Regions from separate parts of the Homo sapiens genome. Here region 1 is linked to region 2. A link is an interaction called in ENCODE POLR2A ChIA-PET data of the cell type or tissue named here. Cell type or tissue: GM12878. All regions are shown on one strand. Links, peaks and the distances in the headings refer to the core of each region. The heading gives the core; the rest is flanking DNA.

Region 1 (7,329 bases), core at 1,048-6,047, 290 kb after region 2:
TCATTTTATGCTGCTGACATAATTTTAAAACCAAACCTTGAAAAATGTAGTACCAAGAAAGAACTATAGACCAACTTTACTAATGAACAGAGGCAAACATTCCAAATAAAACATTAGCAACTGGAATGCAGTACACAAGAGTTGTTCCCGAAACACCAGGGGTTCGGTCTAGGTCCTACTGTTCACAGCACAGAAAGCCAGTGACTGAGACTATGAGTATTGCTAGAAGAAGGCTTTAACTGGGTGCTGCAGCTGAGGAGATAGAAGCTTGGTCTCAAATCCATCTCCCTGACCAGCTAAAATTTGGGGTTTATATATCAGGGAAGAAATGTAACTATCTATGAGAAAACAGAAACTCAGAAGGGTAAGGAAGCAATCATGATGAATTGGGGGCCTGGAGTCTCATTGTCTGGAGGAGATGATCTGGTGAGTTTCAGTTCTTTGATACGTTTTGAGAGGACTGGAGATCCTTTCTTGAGGAAGAAACTCAGATAAAACAAATGTTAAGTTTCCGGCAGGGCGCGGTGGCTCATGCCTGTAATTCCAGCACTTTGGGAGGCCAAGGTGGGCGGATCACGAGGTCAGGAGATCGAGACCATCCTGGCTAACATGGTGAAACCTCATCGCTACTAAAAATACAAAAAATTAGCCGGGTATGGTGGCAGGTGCCTGTAGTCCCAGCTACTCGGGAGGCTGAGGCAGAAGAATGGCATGAACCCGGGAGGCGGAGCTTGCAGTGATCCGAGATTGCACCACTGCACTCTAGCCTGGGCGACACAGCCAGACTCCATCTCAAAACAAACAAACAAACAAACAAACAAAACAAATGTAAGTTTCAAGCTTTTGGATCAGAAGGGTCAATTTCTATGTTTATCCAAAAACAACTGTCTATGGGACTATTGGGTTGGTTTCACAGTCACACCAGCTTACCATATCATTTAGGGGCCCAGGCAGATTCAAGTCCACAAGGTGACCAAACTGGCTCATTCCAAATGTATGAGGGTGGCTAGACTATCAGGAAGCATATCAACATAATTCATAAATTCCATGAATTGGCCGGGCTCTGTGGCTCACGCCTGTAATCCCAGCACTTTGGGAGGCCAAGGAGAGTGGATCGCCTGAGGTCAGGAGTTCAAGACCAGCCTGTCCAACACGGTGAAACTCTGTCTCTACTAAAAATACAAAAATTAGTCAGGCATGGTGGCGGGCGCCTGTAATCCCAGCTACTGGGGAGGCTGAGGCAGGAGAATCTCGAACCTGGGAGGCGGAGGTTGCAATCAGCTGAGATTGCGCCATTGCACTCCAGTCTGGGCAACACAAGCGAAACTCTGCCTCGAAAATAAATAAATAAATAAATATATTCCATGAATTAAAGAAGAAAGACCTTAAGATTATATCAATAGATGCTGAAAAGGCTTTAATAACATTCAATAGCCTTTCCTCTTCTTCTCTGTCTTTTTCTTTTTTTTTTCAGGGATCAGGTCTTGCTCTATTGCCAGGCTGGAGTGCAATGGTAGAATCGTAGCTCACGGGAGTCTCTAACTCCTGGACTCATGTGATTCTCCCTTCTCGGCCTCATGAGTAGCTGGGACTACAGGAGCTAGGACTGGCTAATTTAAAAAAAAAGTATTTTTATGGAGACAGTCTCGCTATATTTCCCAGGCTGGTCTCAAACTCCTGGTCTCAAGGGATTGTCCCACCTCAGCCTCCTAAAGCATTGAGATTCCAGGTGTGAGCCACTGCACCCAGCTGTACCAGTCTCAAGAATGTTCAGTTTACTCTAATCACATGTCAAAAGCATGTTTACCCTATTATTTAGGGGCACAGGCAAATACAAGTCCTCTAATGTACTTGAGAACCACAGTTATGAAAAAATATAATGAAAAGAAAAAAAAATGTAATGTTAAAAAATTAAGGCCAGGTGTGGTGGCTCACACCTGTAATCCCAGCACTTTGGGAGGCCAAGGCGGACAGATCACCTGATGTCAGGAGTTTGAGACCAGCCTGTCCAACGTGGCAAACCCTGTCTCTACTAAAAATTTAAAAATTAGCCAGGTGTAGTGGCGTGCGCCTGTAGTCCCAGCTATTCAGGAGGCTGAGGCAGGAGGATCACTTGAACCCAGGAGGTGGAGGTTGCAGTGAGCAAAGATGGCACCAGCTGCATTCCAGCCTGGGTGACAGAGCGAGACTCTATCTCAAAAAAAAAAAAAAAAAAAGAAATTAAGAGAGGTGGGGTGCAGTGATTCATACCTGTAATCCCAGCACTTTTGGGAGGTCAAGGCAGGAGGATCACTTGAGCCCAGAAGTTTTTAGTTTTTGTTTTTGTTTTTTTTTTAGATGGAATCTCGCTCTGTCACCCAGGCTGGAGTGCAGTGGCACTGATCTCGGCTCACTGCAAGCTCCGCCTCCCAGGTTCATGCCATTCTCCTGCCTCAGCCTCCCGAGTAGCTGGGACTACAGGCGCCCGCCACCAAGCCCGGGTAATTTTTTGTATTTTTAGTAGAGACGGGGTTTCACCATGTTAGCCAGGATGGTCTCCATCTCCTGACCTCATGATCTGCCTGCCTTGGCCTCCCAAAGTGCTGGGATTAGAGGTGTGAACCACCGTTCCTGGCCTGAGCCCAAGAGTTTGACACCAGCCTGGGCACCATAGGGAGACCCCAAGAGACAGAGACAAAAAGGGAGTCAGAGAGAGGAAGAGACAGACAGAGAGAGACAAAGAAGTCAAAGAGAAAGAGAGATGGAAGTAGTAAAGAAAAAACAGTGTACCCTATTCCTTTAAAAGCCAGGGTAAATTTAAAACCTATAATTGATAATTGAAGGTCTTCTCCGTGACCCTGTACCACTCCAATACCACCTTGTTGGCAGTGCAAACAAGGGCATAGCCTGAAAGCACTGAGGCCACTGACAACCCATAGCCTTCCTGTCAAAGATCCTTAACCCAGCAGGTTTCCTAACAGGGGATCTAAATCTTAATTAATTGCCATACAAAAGTCCAACCAGATCTAGGAGGAACTCCCTTCAGGACAGGATGATAGATGGTTCCTCCCAGGCAATTAAGGGAAAAAAAAAAGACACAGTGGGTATTCAGTAAGTGATAAGGGAACTCTTGTAGAAGCAGTTAGGAAAATTGCCTAATTATTGGTCTGCTCAAACGTGTGAGTTGTTTGCACTCAGCCAAATCTTAAAGTACTTACAGAATTAGGAAGGAGCCATCTATACCAATTCTAAGTTAATATGGACTGAACGAGGTTTTATTAATAGCAAAGGAAAATTAAAATCCCAAATTTACAACGTTTTTAACTAAAGTAAAGTTTGCTAAAAGTTAACAGTGTAACATGCATTATCCTACTACCACATACTCTCAAAGGATTTCTCAGACAGTTTGCAAGAAATAGCAAAATCTACCAGGCGTGGTGGCTCACGCCTGTAATCCCAGCACTTTGGGAGGCCGAGGTGGGCGGATCACTAGGTCAGGAGATCGAGACCATCCTGGCTAACACGGTGAAACCCTGTCTCTACTAAAAATACAAAAAATTAGCCGGGCGAAGTGGCAGGCGCCTGTAGTCCCAGCTACTCGGGAGGCTGAGGCAGGAGAATGGCGTGAACCCGGGAGGGGGAGGTTGCAGTGAGCCGAGCTAGTGCCACTGCAGTCCAGCCTGGGTAAAAGAGCGAGACTCCGTCTCAAAAAAAAAAAAAAAAAAAAAAAAGAAATAGCAAAATCTATCCAGTAAGGATAGTAACTACAATCCCAAATAGACTCTTTGGCAGCAGTGACTCTCCAAAACTGCCGAGGCCTAGACCTCCTCACTGCTGAGAAAGGAGGACTTTGTACCTTCTTAGGGGAAGAGTGTTGCTTTTACACTAACCTGTCAGGGATAGTACTAGATGCCACCCAGCGTTTACAGGAAAAGTCTTCTGAAATCAGACGATGCCTTTCAAACTCTTATACCAACCTCTGGAGTTGGGCAACCTGGCTTCTCCCCTCTCTATGTCCCGTGACAGCCGTCTTGCTATTACTTGCCTTCGGGCCCTGTATTTTTAACCTCCTTGTCAAATTTGTTTCCTCTAGGATCGAGGCCATCAAGCTACAGATGGTCTTACAAATAGAACCCCAAATGAGCTCAACTAACAACTTCTATCAAGGACCGCTGGACCGATCCACTGGCCCTTTGGCCTAAAGCATTCCCCTCTGGAGGACACTACAACTGCAGGGCCCCTTCTTTGCCCCTATCCAGCAGGAAGTAGCTAGAACGGTCATCGCCCAATTCCCAACAGTAGTTGGGGTATCCTGTTTAAAGGGGGGATTGAGAGGTGAAGCCAGCTGGGCTTCTGGGTCGGGTGGGGACTTGGAGAACTTTTCTGTCTAGCTACAGGATTGTAAACACACCAGTCAGTGCTCTGTGTCTAGCTAAAGGTTTGTAAATGCACCAATCAGCACTATGTAAAAACGCACCTATCAGCACTCTGTGTCTAGCTAAAGATTTGTAAATGCACCAATCAGCACTCTCTAAAAATGGACCAATCAGCACGCCATAAAATGGACCAATTAGCACTCTGTAGAATGGACTGATCAGCAGGATGTGGGTGGGGCCAAATAAGGGACTAAAAGCTGCCACCCAAGATGGCAGCCGCAACCCACTCGGGTCCCCTTCCACACTGTGGAAGCTTTGTTCTTTCACTCTTCACAATAAATCTTGCTGCTCCTCACTCTTTGAGGAGGAGCACCACCTTTAAGAGCTGTAACACTCATTGCGAAGGTCTGCAGCTTCACTCCTGAAGTCAGTGAGACCACAAACCCACCGGGAGGAACAAACAACTGCGGACATGCCACCTTTAAGGGCTGTAACACTCACCGGGAGGGTCTGTGGCTTCACTCCTGAAGTCAGCAAGACCACAAACCCACCGGAAGGAACCAATTCCAGACACACCTGTCACTAAAAAAAAAAAAAAAAAAAAAAAAAAAAAAAATTCTCAATAATATAAAATACCCAGGGCCCGGTGTGGTGGGACTTCCTGTAGTCCCAGCTACTTAGGAAGCGGATGCAGGATTGTTTGAGCATAGAAGTTCAAGGCCAGCCTGGTAACACAGTGAGACTCTGTCTCTAAAAAAAGATTTTTAAATTTTTTATCCTAAAAAATTTTTCATAGGCCAGGCATGGTGGCTCATGCCTGTAATCCCAGCACTTTGGGAGACTGAGGTGGGTGGATCACGAGGTCAAGAGACCAAGACCATCCTGGCCAACATGGTGAAACCCTGTCTCTACTAAAAATACAAAAATTAGCTGGGCGTGGTGGCACGTGCTGGTAGTCCCAGCTACTCGGGAGGCTGAGGCAGGAGAATCACTTGAACCCAAGAGGCGGAGGTTGCAGTGAGCTGAGATCGTGCTACTGCACTCCAGCCTAGAGCGAGACTCCGTCTCAAAAAAAAAATTTTTTTTTGTAGAGACGGCCTCCCTCTCTCACCCAGCCTGGAGTGCTGTGGTGCAATCTTGACTCCCTGAAGCCTTGAACTGCGGAGCTCAAGTTTTCCTCCCACCTCAGCCTCCTGAGTAGCTGAGACTACAGGCAAATGTCACCATGACTGGCTAATTAAAACAACTTTTTTTTTTGCTCATGCCTGTAATCCCAACACTTTGGGAGGCCGAGGTGGCTGAATCACTTGAGCCCGGGAGCCTGGGCAACATGGTGAAACTTTATCTCTACAAAAAATACAAAAATAAGCCAGGCGTAGTGGCATGAGCCTATAGTGCTAGCTACTTGGGAGGCTGAGGTGGGAGGATCACTTGAGACCAGGAGGCAGGTTGCAGTAAGCTGAGATCTCGCCACTGCACTCCAGTCTGGCTGACAGAGCCAAAATAAATAAATAAAAACAAAACAAAAAAATAAGACAAAACTGTAGAGACAGGATCTGGCTATGTTGCCCAGGCTGGTCTCCAACTCCTGGCCTCAAGCAATCCTCCTGCCTCAGCAGCCCCCAAAGTGCTGGGATTACAAGTGTTAGCCACCATGCCTGGTAAAAAGTTTTTTCAAATACCTATAAATAAGCTGAACAAAGTCACAGGATGTATATGAAGAATATAATAAAAATGTTACTGAACAACATAAAGTTCAAAGCTAGACAAGTAGAAAGTTATTTGTTCTTGGATAAGAAAACTTAACGTTGTAACAACAAAAATATTTAAAAATACTTATATTTAATGCAATTCCAATTAGAATTCTGGCAGGCAGGTTTTTTGTTTGTTTGTTTGAGACGGAGTCTCGGTTTGTCACCTAGGCTGGAGTGCAGTGGTGCAATCTCGGCTCACTGCAACCTCTGCCTCTGTTCAAGCAATTCTCCTGCCTCAGCCTCCCAAGTAGCTGGGATTACAGGCATCCACCACCATGCCCAGCTAATTTTTGTATTTTTAGTAGAGATGGGGTTTCTCCATGTTGGCTAGGCTGGTCTCGAACTCCTGACCTTGAACTCCTGATCTCAAGTGATCCACCTGCCTCGGCTTACCAAAGTGCTGGGATTACAAGCGTGAGCCACCGCACCTGGCCAGGCAGGCAGTTTTTAAGAAATCATTAAAATAACCTTAAATCCATATGGAAGAATTTATACCCTAGAATAAACTAGGAAAGTATGAACATGGAGTACAGTGAAGGGGAACTACTTGCTTAACCAGATACCAGAACATCCACAAACCTACTTTAATCAAATTAGTATAATATTGGCATAGGAATAGAATACTGGAAAAGAATAGAAAATCTAGAGGCTGGGCACAGTGGCTCACGCCCGTAATCCCAGCACTTTGGGAGGCCAAGGCGGGTGGATCACTTGAGGTCAGGAGTTTGAGACCAGCCTGGCCAACAGGGTGAAACCCTGTCTCTACCAAAAAATACAAAAATTAGCCGGGCGTGGTGGCATGTCTGTAATGCCAGCTACTCGGGAGGCTGAGGCAGGAGAATCCCTTGAATCTGGGAGGCAGAGGTTGCAGTGAGCTGAGATTGTGCCACTGAACTCCAGCCTGGGCAACAGAATGAGACCCTGTCTCAAAAAAAAAAAAGAAAAAGAAAAAAAGAAAAAAAAAAAGAAAATCTAGAACTAGATCCCAGTATGGAAGAGAGTTCAGCATATGACAATAGTGTTATTTGTTACAGCCAGGCAAAAAAAAATGGTTCATTTAGTAAATGATATTGAACTGTTTCTCTATATGAAAGAAAAATAATTATGAAAGATAATTTGACCCCTATGTCATACCATTTCAAAAGATGGTTTAGACCAGGTGCGGTGGCTCATGCCTGTAATCCCAGCACTTTGGGAGGCCAAGGTGAGCAGATCACCTG
Region 2 (7,329 bases), core at 971-5,970:
CACTGCAGCCTCGGTGACAGAGCCAGACTCCGTGTCAAAAAAAAAAAAAAAAAAAAAAATTGGTATAGAGGTAAATGCTTCATTAAATGGGATTCGCTAACAAGGTGGGCAGGAGCTTGGCAGCAGAAGTCAAGATGGGGAGGAGGAAGGGATTTTCAAAAATGTTCCTTGTTGAAATAAGCCAGGTATTAGTAGTATGGATATTGAAAGCAGCTGGGAATAGGGAGTCCTGAGAGAAGAAATGGGCCAGAGAAGAAGGCCTTTGTCTGACATCAAAGAGCGATTGCTATTAGCCTGTTCCCATCCAGCTCCAAATCCTAGTCTACTTGTCATTCTGAAAACATATTTGTCAGCTGACCCTTGTCATCTTGCTTCTGTGTTAACTATTTCTTGACAAAAGAAGTATTAACTGTACTAGGTGAATAGAAAAGCAGATCATGTATATTCTACTATCTAAACCCTACACTAGCAAGAAGCACAATCAGTTCCCATTTCTCTCCATCCTAAAAAGCAACAAAACCCATGGTGAAGTTTATGTCTATCCATAGCCTGGTCTCACTCTCATCAACAAGCCCTGGACTAATCAACAGAGGAGACAGTCTGGCTGGAACTCAAATTATTTTCTGAGGATAGTTACTACTCTGACATATTAAAAACAAAACCACCACCAAAAAAGCAAGCAAAAAACAACTCAATTGGACTGCCAGCTGTCTCCTGTTTAGACAGGAGTTGGTGTGTGAACAGCAGCAGCTGCTCTTCTGACCCTTGCCCTCCCAGCTTTCCCACTTTAGCAGAGATGCTCTTGCCCTGCCTATCGGTTTCAGTATGCGTTGCCCTCTCTGTTTCTCTGGCTGCTACTGTCCTCAAGCCTGTGAACAGCCTGTTAGGGAGGGGAGCAGCTCCCTGAAGACAGTTCCTTCAGGGACCAGTGAGAGTTGCAGCCTCTTGGCCTTAAGGACTTTCATTCTGAAGGAATGTCACACTTATCTTGATAAGTTACTTCTTATCTGTCATATAGGATGGTGAGTCTGTGGTCCCTGTATCACATGATGGACACAAAACCTGGAAATATGCCAGGTGTCTGAGCTGAGACTCGGTCACTTAGTTTTTCAGCCTTGGCTATACATAAGTAGTATGACTGTGTCTGCAGTGAAAAGGTAGAAGGAATAGATGCAGAGGTTGGCTACCCAGAAAATGCCACACACCAATTTGAATCATACTGAACAGCAAAGGAATCATACTGTTGCCAATATGGTCACACTACAGATCATGGTCCAAAGGTTTCTCCTAACAATCTTTTCTTTAAGACTCCTCACAGACTCATGCAGAACATTCCCTTGCCAGTGTGGAGATCCAGCCCATACAAAGGTGCCATTGCTATCTATGGTCTATTATCTAGGATTGATTTTACTAGGAGTTCCTAAAACTTTATATGCCAAATTTCTGAAAATCTCACACTCAGTTACAAGCATGTGTCCTATAATGTTATGATGACTACACAATTTCAATTTTAATGCCAGTTGTACAACAATCAGTTCCACAGCTGGTTTTACCCCCAACTACTCTATCTGTTCCAACTTTTACAAGATAAAAGTTGACTTTGACATTCTTTTTTATCTGATGAAACCCAAATACTTGTTGATATGGTTTCAATCTGTGTCCCTACCAAATCTCATGTTGAATTGTAATCCCTAATACTGGAAGTGGGACCTGGTGGGAGACGACTGGATCATGAATCATGAAAGTGGATTTCTCATGAATGGTTTAGCACCATCCCCTTGGTGCTGTTCTCGTGAGGGTAGGTGGGTTTTCATGAGATTCGGTCATTTAAAAGTGTGTGGCACATCCCACCCACAACCTCTCGTTCCTGCTGTAGCCAAGTGACATGCCTACTGCTCCTCTGCCTTCCACCAAGATTGTAAGTTTCCTCAGGCCTCTTCAGAAGCTGAGCAGATGCCAGCATCATGCTTTCTGTACAGCCTGCAGAACTGTATACCAATTAAACCTCTTTACTTTGTAAATTACCCAGTCTCAGGTATTTATTTATAGCAATGCAAGAATAGCTTAATACATTCATGCGCCCCATATCCCAGTAGTTTCACTGCCTTCCTTCCTACCATAACACAACTATCACACTCCCCACCACACATATCCATGTTTATATGAGGCCCAAGAAACCTCTTGCCCATCCATAAAATAGATATTTTTTCAATGGCCACTTTTTCTTCAACCTGTTGGGAGTCTCCAAACTCTAATAACAGAGGGCACTAAGATGGGGCTGTCTGTGGGGAAAATGTATCCCCAAAGAGGAAATTCTAGGCACAGATTGCTCAGAATTTGTATCTATCCTCAGCCTTATGCTGCTAGTGATAGGCAGGGCACCAGTAGGTAGACCATATCCCTGCTCTGCAAACATCAGGGCCCCTGTACAGTATCAGTGGCCCCCATCTAGGCAAGGAAAGTGCCCTACCTCATTTTATAAATTTTGCACTTTGAAGTCCTAATGTTTTTATTTCTTCTGCTGCAGAGGCCAACATCCCAGTAAAAGTTCTTTAGCCATTGGTGAATTATAACTTCAATCACCCACACAATCACACACCTACATGCCAGATGCTGTGCTACCCATGGTCTTGCTGAGTCCTTATCTCAGTGTTCACATCTCTGAATTCTCACTTGCTCCTTGACCTTTAAAACATTCACAGAAACTGCCATTACCACCACCACCAGCAGCACCATCCATGCCTCAATATATTCCTCAAAACAAAATCATGTTAAAGCCCTAAATACATCCAGTCACAAAACAAACTTTTCTAGCCTTAAACCTTCAAATTGCCCTAACCTCCCTCTCTCTCTCTCAACTAATCCCCAGATAACTCTGTCCCTCTCCTCTAATCCTGGAATTAGGAACCAAAGAAGGATGAGCCCTCTCCACCTATACAAATACTGAATGAGTGCTGCCGTCAGAAATTTCCCAACAGGGATGGGATTGCATCAGCTCTAGTAAGAATATCACTCTCCTGTGAGGAAGAGCAAGTACACTGACAACAGCTGCCTGACCCCTTCCACATTTATTCCAGAGATTCATTCCAGAGATTCAGTTAGGCCCTTCCCCATCGTCTCTTGTGCTACATTACAACTTCTCGTAGCAGGGAAGCTGGTAAACAGACCTGCCTGAGAGTAAGTACTATCTAGCATTGCACCTTGAGAGATCATCCCACCAGATAGCTTGAGCAATTACGCCACTTGGCTACTCAGAATCAGGGATTCCCCAGAGACAAGTCTTGGTTTCAAGCATCAAGGGGCAGACCTGAAATAGATTCTGCTTGCTGAGCTCCAGCAGATACTAACCCACATGGGGGTAAGTTTGAGAGGCACCAACATCCTCACTGCTCACCACACTCAGCTTTAATATGTTTGAGGGCCAAGAATCCAAACAGCAGTTTGATTATCTCTTGAACATGCCCACCTACCTCTTCCAGACCCCATGATGGGGTGTGGCTTGCCTCCAGAGAAAGAGTGCCATCCTCTTCTGAGAAGGAAGTAGAGCTCTTTTCAGGTTCTGTATCTTTAGGCTGGATCCCATGTATGTGTGGCCCATCACTGCCATAGCCAGAGGAGGAGGGCAAAATGCTCACAGTCACACCACTGATGGACAAATCACTCTGAGAAGTAGGCAGTCTGGAATCCTGGGGGGGCACTTGACCCACATGGGAAGGCTCCGTGCGTCTTTGGCCTCCAGGCTGGTCCAGTAGTAATGAAGAAACAGAACATTCTATAATCCAGGAAGCTGTCTGAGGGGCACCTGAAACACTCTTGGTTCCTTCCTCCACACTCCAGCCCTCTGAAAATTGTTCTTGATTTCCTTTATCAGTGGGGTAGTCTGTCCTAGGCAAAGCACAGCTCCGAAACCCACGCTGAATATTTCCTTTCTCCACTGCAGTCTCTCCTTGCAAAGGCAGCAACACAGCCCTGCTGCTGCAGGATGCTGTCCTAGGAAATTCCACCAGTTGGCTCACTGACTTCTCGCAGTTCCTTTCTGCTGGGTTATCAAGCAGGTGAGCAATGACAGTCATCCCCTCTTCCAGGGAATCCCAGACCCCTCCAGCAACTGATGACTCATTCTCTAACAAAAGGTGGGCGGTCTGGACCTCCCCTTGGAATCTCTCCTTTACCTGTACTATCATCCCCCGATCGACTACCCGTGAGTTGGGGGCTGAGTCCCCAGGCAGCAAAATATCTGGGGGGGTATGCTCTACCCCTCCCACTCCGTCTTCCTTTTGGAGACTCTCTGTTAACTTCGTTAGGGTTTCAGTCTCTTCAATGACTCCAGTTCCTTCTGAGGTTTCTTCCTGGTGAGATGCCTCTGGAGTAGGGATTTTCTTCCCTCTCCACCTCCTTTTGAACCGAACCCTTTTCTTAGGAGATATGGGAGCCTTCTCAGGAATAGCTATTGACTCTTTCGGCTCCTTAAAACAGCCCAGTGAATTTCCCATTTCCTTCCTCTCCTAATCTCAGCAAAAACGCAGCTAAGCCAGTCCTGGGATCCCACAGAAATCCCAACCTTGGCCTCATCGGATTCGATGCACATTTAAAAACATGCACTATGCCGGCAATCCCTCCAATTCTTTCTCCCTCCCTCCCCGCCTCTCTCTGTCTCTTCCAGCCGCTGCCGATTCAGACAGCCATCTTACAGGCTCAGAGCTGCAACAAGACAAATTCAAAGCATCTCACTGCAGTTCAGAAATCACTTGACCTAAAAGCAGACAGAAACCGGATTGGCTGCAGCTTCCTCTCTCCAAATATGAGGTAATTGGAGCACTGCCCTCAGTAACACAAACAGAAAGCAAAAAGGAGCTAGAAACCAGGGGAGGGGAAAAACTAGGGAGGGCCAGGAGGAGGAGGGAAAATGTAAGTGTAAATTGAAAATGGAGGGAAAAAGAAGAGAGGCCGTGGCAGAAGGTAACGTGGAGGAAGGAGGAGGAGAATAGTACCAAAAAGGGAAAAAGCAAACCAGCTCGGCTGGTACTAACCAGCAAGGGAAGGGAAGGGCCCGGGCCAAGAAGAACCAAGCCTGGTGAAGCTGCAATTATGGCTCCCAAACTACAAAATGAAATAGATTTTAAGTGTTGCACCAAGATGCCCAAAAGAAAATATCAAGCAGATATACATATTCTGAATTTTTTCAGGTCAGAAAACAATAAAATTATTTTAATGAAATTATAACCTGAAGAAACCAGAGCCTTCTTCTTACAGTTAAGAAAAGGAACACAGACTTTAAAGATCTAGCCTTCTGGAGCATTTATTTCCCTCCTTTTTCCTATAAAAGAAAAGAAAGATCTGTTAATTCTGCCAGCCAATGACACAGACAGGAAAAATCTGGAAGTTGGTTTTGAGTACAGTAAATGAGTGCTTGGTAAAAAGAATACCACTTCTAAATACAACAGATGAACAGGGTCTCTGATGAACAATATTTGACAAAAATGTTCAATAGTAATTATTGATGCTGCCACTGCTAACATCTAATATATTTTTTGCACTTGCTGTGTGCCAAGCACTGTGTAAAGTTATTTACATGGACTTTCTCATTTAATTCTTACAGTCACTATATGAGGTCAAAACTATTATTTTATATTTTATCGGTAAAGAAACTGAGGTTTGGCCAGGCGCAGTGGCTCACGCCTATTATAATCCTAGTACTCTAGAAGGCCAAGGCAGGCGGATTGCCTGAGCTCAGGAGTTTAAGACCAGCCTGGGCAACATGGTGAAACCCCGTCTCTACTAAAATACAAAAAATTAGCTGGGCACAGTGGCATGCGCCCTTAGTCCCAGCTATTCAGGAGGCTGAGGCATGAGAATTGCTTGAACTGGGAGGTGGAGGTTGCAGTGAGCCAAGATCATGTCACTGCACTCCAGCCTGGCCAACAGAACAAGACTCTGTCTCCAAAAAAGAAAAAAGAAACTGAGGTTTAAGAAAGTTGATTAATAGCCCTAGGTTACACAGCTAGTAAGTGACAAAGCCAGAACATGAACTTCTGTTAACTTTAAGACTTTTAATTTCAACCCCAACTACTCTCTTCTAACTACTGCAGTAGTGGAAATCTGTACTCAGTTGCCAGTTGTGTAAAATAAGAAGTTCCCCCACTGTTCTGAATTGGTAATTAGACTGCATGGACCAAGAGCTCAATCAAAGAGATAACACTTGTTGCCATTTGGGAGTAAGAGAAGAAGCTGCCAAAAAGAGGTTCAGGTGGTTTTTACTCCCATTGCAGTAGGGCAGGAAGTCTGAATTTCAGACTGTAAAAGTCGGATTCAAAAATCACCTTGTGATGTCAGTGAAGATTCCTCCACCCCAATTTTTTTTAGTATAGTATCTGCTATATGGGAAAAGACTATAACCCAAAGGGCTGTGAATGGAGAATAAAATTATATATGTGTTTCTTTCCTATTGCAGTTATTTATTCTACAACAAAAGGATCCAGGCCACACAGCAGAAAGCAGTAGCCTGCCTGGTTCCATGCAAGCCATAAAGACTTACACTAGCATAGCCTTAACTATCTTTCCTGGAGACCTGAAAAAAAAAAAAAAAAAAAAAAAAAGGAAAAGACCACAAAAGGAAAGCAACAAGAAGCCCTAAAGCAACGGCTTTTACACAATCCCTTCTAAGACCCTCCTGATGTCCCATCTGCCTCACAACTGCAGTAGGTGTTCTTCCCCTAAGCCTTATCCTTAAGGCTGACTGCAAAACTGCAGCACCATCTTATGGCCATCACAAACTATAGTAAGAAATAAGCAGAGAGCATGGGAGAGAAACTCATGCTACTGCAAATCATTTAATTAACAAAGAATCTGACATTACAATATGAAGTTCTCTAGGCAGGTACCAGGCCTTCACTCCTCCAGTGAAGAAACCTGGAACTATGGGAACTTTAAGATGCACTTGAATTTTATGAATGACATACAAGCAAACCAAAATCCTGAAACTAATAAACTTAGAGGCAAGAGAAATAGCTGCTTAATATGACTACTACTGCTGTAGAGTTTCTCTGAGAATTTACTTCTGTGAGCCTATTCTTTTTTTAAAATTTCTGCATATGTCAGACCAATCAGACCTTCATTTCCTTCTGCTCCAGAGAAAAACTGGTCTAGGGAAGGAGCAGAGATTTCAGTAAGGTGGACCTAGGTTCAACTTCCCAGCTCATAAGTTAAGTAACCTAACTAGTTTATTAGATGGTTCAGTTTCCTTACTTGTAAAATGTGCATACTACCACCTACTTACTGGGATTGTAGACAAGGTTAATGAGATAATGTCCATAAAGTACTTGGCTCAGT

Evidence for each region. Peaks named below come from ENCODE experiments on the same cell type or tissue, not always from the same donor. Only the 100,000 strongest peaks of a DNase experiment are listed, where the experiment ranks them.
Region 1: POLR2A ChIA-PET joins it to region 2 with 6 read pairs; 2 of 35 experiments call an interaction of 5 or more read pairs at or near these places.

The regions. Positions count from the first base shown.
Region 1 is chr1:38,975,289-38,982,617 of GRCh38, reverse strand. No RefSeq gene overlaps it. Among named protein-coding and RNA genes, the nearest start is that of AKIRIN1, 12 kb to the left of the region's middle. In GM12878, for the core only: no CTCF peak of the experiment used is centred there; no DNase peak of the experiment used is centred there.
Region 2 is chr1:39,265,862-39,273,190 of GRCh38, reverse strand. All of the region lies in intron 6 of MACF1 (microtubule actin crosslinking factor 1), which reads right to left. Among named protein-coding and RNA genes, the nearest start is that of MACF1, 65 kb to the right of the region's middle. In GM12878, for the core only: no CTCF peak of the experiment used is centred there; DNase peaks (open chromatin) are centred at 3,270 and 4,810; H3K4me3 peaks cover 3,535 bases; H3K27ac peaks cover 3,907 bases.